3 separate regions of the Homo sapiens genome follow, and regions 1 and 2 are each linked to region 3. The links are chromatin contacts, found by Hi-C or POLR2A ChIA-PET in ENCODE. All regions are on one chromosome and are shown on one strand. The core of a region is the stretch at or near the end of the contact, and the rest is flanking DNA. Distances in the headings are between cores, read along the strand shown. Region 1 overlaps UMAD1 (UBAP1-MVB12-associated (UMA) domain containing 1). Region 2 overlaps UMAD1 (UBAP1-MVB12-associated (UMA) domain containing 1). Region 3 overlaps ICA1 (islet cell autoantigen 1).

Region 1 (2,700 bases), core at 30-2,529, 330 kb after region 3:
CAGCTATAATTTCCCAAAGTGTTTTTAAGTGTATAGAAACTATGCTTACAGCCCAACAGAGCTTTTGTTTTTCCCTCCTCTGCCCTCTTTGCAGGTGAGTTGATAATCAGAATTCTCTGAAGAAACTAAATAATTTATGGTTCACTCCTGAGGGTAAAAATAAGGTGGTTTAAAATACGAGCCCTGATACATACTAATAAATAAATTATATTAGCTGTTACTGATTTTCGTTTCATTAACTTTACATCAAATCGGTCTTAAGCTTCCGATAGTGTGCCTATTTCTACTACCACCGTTATCAGTTCACACTGAATGAGCACTTACTTGCCAGTCACTGTTTTAAGCTCTCTACCTGAGTCTAATTTAATTTTTCCTTTATGAGGTAGGTACTATTTTAATCTCCACTTAACAGATGGGGAATACTGAAGTACAGAGAAGTCACACCGTCTAACTCTGGAGTCATAAGCTTAACCACTATTTCATGCTGCTTCCCAAATCCAACAGAGTATAAGGACATTTCACTTCATGCCTTTTAAAATGCAAAGCTATTGTTTCTAGAGACCAAAGATTATCTTCTCTTTCAGAAAGGGTTATAGATTCTTTTCTAATGATCATACTTATGTTTTCTCCCAAAACAAACAAACAAAGCAGATGGAATCTGGAGGACACCATTTTTTTGGAGGGGGAAAAACATTGTTGGCTGTTGTATTATGTGTCATTTTTATATCCAGCTCGATATGCTAATTCTATGTGGATCTTAGACACCCTGAAATTACAGGCTGTTTGGACTATTTTAATCCCTAAAAGCACTGTTGTGATCCCTGAATAATACATTTTAAAAATAACTGTTTACCTTACCTAAATGTATTCCAGTGAAATTTAAGAACTCAAAGTCACAACAGAGTGTCCTGTGTTCATGAGGACGACTCTTCCTGAGACAAGTCCTCTGTGGTCAGTTGTCCAGTAACAGGGACTGACTGCATTCAACTGCCCACATTCTCTAGCCCATAGCACTTGGCAAGCAATGGCAAGAAAGTGCCAGATGGTTGGGACCTAGGCTGCAATCTGTTCTCAGGAAATGAAAATATACCTTGCCTTTAACAGGCTGAAACACATGATCTGGGCCCACTTAACATGATTCCTGAACCAATTATGCTAAGAGATTATATCAGAGGCTAGAAAAGAGAATGAGAACATTTCCGGGACTGAATATAGTTGTAAACTCCCGGGTGGACCCTTAACTGTGGAAGAAAAGGGGAAGTACATCATCAGCATTTATGCCCAAAATAGTGCAAAAAAGAGTGGTGCTTTCATGCTCAAAGAGTACAGTTGATTTTTTAAAAGACCCGTGTGTATATTTTACTTCCTATTTATTTAATTGCTTTGAACTAAAACCTAAACAAAAACCGAATAATGTGATATAGTCCAAAATACAATTTTATGGTGGTTGCTTGAAAAATTATTGAAAATACCTGGGATCATCAACTATAAAAAGTAAAGCAAATCACAAGTTGAAAAATTTTTTAAATTCTGAGTAGACGATCAGTGAGAAGGAAACATAAAAACTATTCTGACTTGCACAAAAATGTGCCCAACTGATGCTATTCCTTCAGTTTTCCTTTTATACCCAAAAGTTAATTTGTTTTTGAAAAGAGACCTGTATGGTCAATATATGTAAAGTATATGCTTTTCTGTAGCATGAGCTTTGTATTGTCCCCTAGTATGGCTTACTTGAGTTTAGGGAAGCTCAATTAATGTAATATATCACATCAATAGAATAAAAAATTAAAACCACATGACCATCTCATACGGTCAACTCAATAGGCTCAGAAAAAAACATATGAAAAATATCCAATACCCTTTCATAAAAAGAAAAAAAACACACCCAATGATACGGTTTGGCGGTGTCGCCATCCAAAATCTCATCTTGAATTGTAATCTCCACAATCCCCATATGTTGCGGGAGGGACCTGGTGGGAGGTAATTGAATCATTGGGGTGGTTTTCCCCATGCTGTTCTTGTGATAGTGAGTAAGTTCTCACAAGATCTGAGGGTTTTATAAGCATCTGGCATTTCCCCTGCTGGCACTCATTCTCTCTCTTGCTGCCTTGTGAGGAGGTGCCTTCTACCATGACTGTAAGTTTCCTGAGGCCCTCCCAGCCATGCAGATCTGTGAGTCAATTAAACCTCTTTTCTTTATTAATTACGCAGTCTCGGGTATTTCCTTATAACAATGTGAGAACAAACTAATACAATAAATTGGTATTGAAGTAGTGGGGCATAGCTTAAGATACCTGATAATGTGGAAGCAACTTTGGAATTGGGTAATGGGCAGAGGTTGGAACAGTTTGGAGGACTCAGAAGAAGACTAGAAGACGTAGTAAAGTCTGGAACTTCCTAGAGACTTGTTGAATGGCTTTGACCAAAATGCTGATGGTGATATGGACAATGAAGTCCAGGGTGAGTGGTCTCAGGTGGAGATAAGAAACTTGATGGGAACTGGAGTAAAGGTCATTCCTGCTATGCTTTAGCAAAGAGACTGGCAGCATTTTGTCCTTGCCCTAGAGATCTGTGGAACTTCGAACTTGAGAGACGATGTAGGGTATCTGGCGGAAGATATTTCTAAGCAGCAAAGCATTCAAGAGGTGGCAGAGCATAAAGTTTGAAAAATATGCATCCAGATGATACAGTAGAAAATAA
Region 2 (2,871 bases), core at 180-2,679, 370 kb after region 3:
ATCAATGTGGCAGGTTAAATTGGACAAGAGAGGCAAGAGTCACTTTAGGATTTGAGAATTAGAATCATCATTCAGCTGGTATCATGGGAATTATTAAACATAACCTGAAAAACTAACAGAAACTGTTAAGAACCTGGTGAGAATAATTCACTTCGGAGAGATGAAGTAATGTTTCAAATATATTCCCATTACTCTAGCACCGAAAGGTAAGGAGGTTATCCAAAGTTAGAGCTTTTCATGGTTAAGAGTAATACTTAGATAACAAGTTCTTCTGTCTTTTGTCTAGTCTGACTGTTCCTGCACACATCAAACATTAAATATTTATTGAGTGGCTGATGCATGCCACGCACAGGGAACAATGATGAGTCAACCCGAATCCCCACTTCATGGCACTCCTGGTCAGATGTACAAGGTGTTAAGGGACCAGAGGGGAGACTAAATGGCATTGAAGATGAAAGATATTTGAGCAGGGGTTTGAAGGATGAACAGGAATTTGCTCAGTGAACACAAGACGTATGGGATAAAGTTCTTCAGAGAAGTGACAGAAATTGCACAAACTTCAAGAGAAAGGAATATACTCAAGAAATGGTAAGAAACTCTGTATGGTGACACAGAACAGACCTGAACGTTTACACAGAGGAGCAGGACCAGACCACGAAGGACCATATATGCACAGTAGACACAAATTACTGGATTTTATCCTACAGGCAGCTGAAGAGCCTCTGATGCCATCAAGTAAGGCAACTACATGGTCAGATTTGTGGGTGAATGGATTGAATGAAAGTAGGACTGGGCATTAAGGGCTATTACAAAAACTCTTTGTAATAATCCATGTGAAAGATAAGGCCAGAACCACTGTAGTTGCAGTGGGGAGGTAGAGGAAAGGACAGATAAGCAAGGTAGCCAGAGGAGGTAGAAATAAAGTGATTGGTGATCAATTGGGTTGAGAATGAAAGAGGAAGAAGTCAAAGATAATTCCCAGGCTTCTGACTTGAGAAGATACACCTCCATGCCAACTCATTCTATCAGCTTTCCTTTTGGACTTTGGCTCACTCAGATTGGTCACTGCTGCTTTGCCACATTCTCTTTGTCCCAAAGAATGTCCTTGAATGCTACCGACACTGGTGGCATATATCCCAAGGCAGTCATTCCCACCTCTGAGTGGCGGTGATAAGAGAGAAGCACCACTTCTTCCTCTCCCGGCCTCATCTCTACAGCCTTCAGCAACTAACAGCAGCAATCTTTTATAGAACACTCAGTTTAGTTCTGCACACAAATCATTGAAGTCAATATATAGTTATTGTGGACCTCACAGGAGAAGGCACTACGGAAAAGAGAAGCAAAGTGAAACAGCAGGTTTCTGCAGCGTTATTTATATAGTGGAGACAGGAAAACAACACGATGCAAAGCATAGGTTTTGTGGTTAGTCAGGCGCAAGTCTCAATTCCGGTTCCATTAATGTTACTGTTTTTTTTGTGACCTTGGGAAATGGGTATTGTTGAGCCTTGGTTTCCTCCTCTATAAGATATATAGATAATATTGCCTACCTCGTCTGTAAAAATTAATGAGTTAATACATGTAAAGGTCCTACCAGCATTGTGCTTAGCTTATCCAAGATTTTTTTTTAAATTAATGTCCTTCTTTATTTCTTGTCCCACTATGACTACTCAAAGACTTCGTGGCCCTAAATAGAATCCAGGCATCACTAATGAATGCTTCTCTCTATTTGTCCTCCCCCACCTCCACTGATATCTATTGTTGGACAAATGAACCTTCTAAAAGCAAAATAGGTTGATATCTATGTCAGAGACCTCTTGTAGCCTACCCAATATTCATCCTTCCTTTCATCTTTAATAGAATCCTGATTTTTCTGGGGGTAGTAGCAAAGTACCAAGCTAAAGTAGGCTCCTTACCAGGCTCCCGTGCCACTAGGGGTGGCCATATGTTATAATATGGCCAGTAAAACTGTTAGAGATTTTTTGAAAAGTTTCTGGACACAGTTTTATTCTCCCTTTGCTGTCTTCCTCCTTCCTGCTTCCTGGAAAATAGATATGATGGCTGGAGCTGCAATAGCTAACTTGCAACTATGAGGAACTATAGGACTTTGGTCTTAACATTCCTGAGCTCCTGAATCAATACTTTAACTACCTTCTATGAGACTTCTTGTCACATGAGAAAAATTAAGCCCCAAATTAAACCCCTGCCTTTTACTGTAACTCTCAATTGAGCATAATTCCTAAATGATTTAATCAATTCTACTCTACTCTGGCATGATTTTTAAGGCATTAACCATAATTTCCTTCCAATCTAAAAAGAAACTAATACTTACTGAGTATCTAGTATACATCAGATACTGTGTATATAGACATACAAATAAATATTACATATTGACTCACCAAATTCTTATAGTAACCCTGTACAATAAGTGGTAAAGCCAAGATCTGAGCTACAAGTCTGTCTGATACAGTTCACATTCTTACAGCTATCCATACTACAGCAAGGGTTATGAAAATCTGCCACTGTGAGGAACCATCACTCCCGAGACAATCTTTCTCTCTAAGTTAGAAAGGCACTTGTCCTACATCCTCTATACTGATATCAAAAATCCAACTGGTAAGCCATCTAAAAAGCATATCTAGGATTGAAAGTGTATACAGAAGGGAGACCATGAAGTGGCTGATGTGACAAGTAGTGAGACTTGCAAGATGCCTGCGGTACACCCTGCCCGAAAGCAGCTTGGCAAGGTTGATGACCTGGAAAGGAGGCTCCTTTCACCTGCATCTTCAAATCAATAAGGACCCTGAAGAAATCACATCGCACTGGAGGTAAGTGTGTAGCTGACTGCCATACTCCACCTGAGGCATGGGAGAG
Region 3 (2,700 bases), core at 106-2,605:
AGAATTCTTGCAACTTTTCTAGAAGTCTGGAATTATGTTTAGTGTCTTTGTGATTTGAATTTTAATACGTTTCTTTATAATGTTCAAATTAAGAAATTAAACATCCAGTATATGAAAGAAGGAATGGCACTGAAAAAAGTGACATTAGTAGAGGTTTATATTGTGTTATAATATTATACAATATTATAATAATATGTAATATTACTATAGGCAATATGTATTATATAACACATATATACAGATGCTTCTTGACTTACAATGGAGTTATGCCCCAGTAAACCCATCAAGTTGAAAATATCCTAATCGGAAATGCATTTAATACACCAAACCTACCAAACAGCATAGCTTACCACAGGCTACCTTAAATGTTTTCAGAATGCCTACATTAGCCTACAGTGGGGCAAAATCATCTAACACAAAACCTATACTATACTACAGTGCTTAATATTTCACAGTAATTTATTGAACACTGTACTGACAATGAAAAACAGAGTGGTTGTTTGCGTACTTGAAGTACAGTTTCTGCTGAATACATGTTGCTTTTGCATCTTGGCAAAGTCAAAAACTCTAAGTCAAACAATCATAAATCAAACCATGGCAAATCCAGGACTGTCTGTACAATATTACAATACTGTATTTATGTTGTAGCTATTGTGATATAATTAGAATTATGTGCCAGCATGATTCTTTGCAAATTCAGTGAGACCTGGTCAATGTCTTTCAGATAAATTACCTAAGACTAGATGATAGCAGGGACATTATACATCAAAATAGTGATTTCAGTTACTCTCGTATAAAGTGGAGGGCAGGAACGATGGACAGCTATCATCTTAAAAGCTTATTGGAGTCAGACGATGGTTCCTCACATCTGCTGACCTGTAACTATGGAATAAACAACTCTGATGACCATTTGTTCATTATCATACTGGAGTCATGTTCCTGAGGAATTCCAGGGCAGTAAAAATTTAGAAGCTAAATGTTTAACTTTCCAGAATGTTTAATTTTTCTGCACTAAGTCAAAGCAAGGCTCATGGAAGCAAACTTCCTTGTTCCCTAAACACTCAGCCCAGAAAAATTGAGAGATCACACATGTAACCGTGAACTTTGCACTGTTAGATTTATAAACTTCACAAACCAAAAATAGTTTCTGTTGTTGATCCAAAAACCTCCATTCTAATGACAAACTTATGGTGGCTAAAAACCTTTTAAATGTTAGATTGAGTTCCTGCTTTGTCCCTCTGCATGTGATTGAGCCAGGTTAAGTTGATTTGAACCTGAGAAAAGAAACACATTGCCTCTGTAGGGTTTTCTAAGCCATCTGAATTGGTACTAAACCATTTCTGTGAGGTGTTAGAATCCTGCAGGGGGCACCAGAACATTCCAATGCAGTTGAACACATTTCATTAAGTCCAGAAGAGCTAACTGTATTACCTTATTATAATTGATTTCTCTACTGTAACGTTTTCAGTTCCATTAATATTATTTTTTTGTACATTTACTTTTACAACATTTGTGAGTTTATGGAATGTTTCTGCCTCTCTGAGGAGGCAGAGGAAGGAAAGAGATCATCTCTTGGATGAGTCCTTAGAAACTACAGCCATGTCTCCTCTGGGTAAATATGAAAGGTTTCAGCCCACTCGGAGAGTAAGGACTTTCCAAATGTTCCTAATCTGACTGCGGAAAAAAAAAAAACTGGAAGAAACTGAGAATTCAATTTACTTTCTTAGCCTTAAGGCTGTGTATAAGCTACCCTGTTATTATCATTATTAATAATAAACACAGTGAATGTCAGACAGGCACTTCATGGTAGATTTTTATATGAATTTTGTGCAAAAGTAAAGGGTTGCCAGGCTACTGCATAATATTACTCAGTTCTGGTCCAGGAGTACAAAATTCCACCAGGCCTCCTGAGCCCGTCCCTCCAATTAGTGGCTTACTTCATTACGAATAAAGAACCCTCATTACTGTGGGCCTTCAAGTGAAATAGGATCCCCTACCTCTTGAAATCCGCCTTTCTAAGTACAGACAGTTCCCAACTTACAAACAATCCACTTAAGAACCACCAAGGCATTCAGAGGCTGCTGTAGGCTCCTGCAGCTGCTGCCTGGGCCCCCTGCCCAGCCCCCCTGCCCAGCCCCCTCCCCACACTCCTGGTCTGCTCAAGGGAGCGCTGCCTACCCCCCTTGCAGAGCCAGCTGCCCACCTGCCCCTCGGACTGCAGGCTCGGAGCTGGGGGTTCAGTGAGGCCTCAGAGCTACCGCTGGTTTTATAGTTGAGCTCAGCTATGGGGTAAATAGGCTTTTGTGGCCTGGCCTGGGAACCGAACCACCATTTAAAAAAAAGAAGAAGAAAAAACCTGCCTCCATGGGAAAATGTATTCTGCATTCCCAATAGCCAGCCAACAAATGTTAGAATGACTGTGGGGGCTGTCTTCTGTCTTCATGCCCCTAGCAGAGCGAGGAGGCGAAAGAATCCGCCTGTGTGTTCTGGGTTCTGGGTCCAGCTCTAGCACTAAACCCAACATAGGACCTTAGTAAGCCCTTTAACCTCTGTGTATCACATCATCTGTAAGACAATAGGATTGTACTAAATGAGTTATAAGCCTCCTTCTAGTATAATGACCCCAATTGATCAAAGCTCTACCCTCATTTTATTCATTCAGAGGCATTTTACTCAGGGCACATGCTTTGTGCAGGCTCT

Evidence for each region. A loop is a pair of places that touch in the nucleus more often than their neighbours do. ChIA-PET counts read pairs that join two places held with the same protein, here RNA polymerase II (POLR2A). Pooled maps may share reads with other maps.
Region 1: a pooled map shows a loop between it and region 3 (2.6-fold over the local background). The contact joins two enhancer-like sites. A Hi-C loop is called at or near these places in 1 of 168 maps with a recorded cell type or tissue (endothelial cell of umbilical vein) and 7 of 50 pooled maps. POLR2A ChIA-PET finds 5 or more read pairs at or near these places in 1 of 52 experiments (CD8-positive, alpha-beta memory T cell).
Region 2: a map with no recorded cell type shows a loop between it and region 3 (2.9-fold over the local background). The contact joins two enhancer-like sites. A Hi-C loop is called at or near these places in 8 of 37 single-sample maps with no recorded cell type and 8 of 50 pooled maps. POLR2A ChIA-PET finds 5 or more read pairs at or near these places in 1 of 52 experiments (WTC11).

The regions. Positions count from the first base shown.
Region 1 is chr7:7,855,775-7,858,474 of GRCh38, reverse strand. All of the region lies in intron 3 of UMAD1 (UBAP1-MVB12-associated (UMA) domain containing 1), which reads right to left. Among named protein-coding and RNA genes, the nearest start is that of GLCCI1-DT, 110 kb to the left of the region's middle. Within about 2 kb of position 1,279, at least 4 of the 41 ENCODE cell types and tissues checked have a DNase peak (open chromatin) inside an H3K27ac peak, as active enhancers do.
Region 2 is chr7:7,814,794-7,817,664 of GRCh38, reverse strand. The region is part of intron 3 of UMAD1 (UBAP1-MVB12-associated (UMA) domain containing 1); the gene reads right to left. Among named protein-coding and RNA genes, the nearest start is that of RPA3, 98 kb to the right of the region's middle. RefSeq lists enhancers at 372-461, 1,330-1,519. Within about 2 kb of position 1,429, at least 3 of the 41 ENCODE cell types and tissues checked have a DNase peak (open chromatin) inside an H3K27ac peak, as active enhancers do.
Region 3 is chr7:8,189,211-8,191,910 of GRCh38, reverse strand. The region is part of intron 6 of ICA1 (islet cell autoantigen 1); the gene reads left to right. Among named protein-coding and RNA genes, the nearest start is that of ICA1, 72 kb to the left of the region's middle. Within about 2 kb of position 1,355, at least 2 of the 41 ENCODE cell types and tissues checked have a DNase peak (open chromatin) inside an H3K27ac peak, as active enhancers do.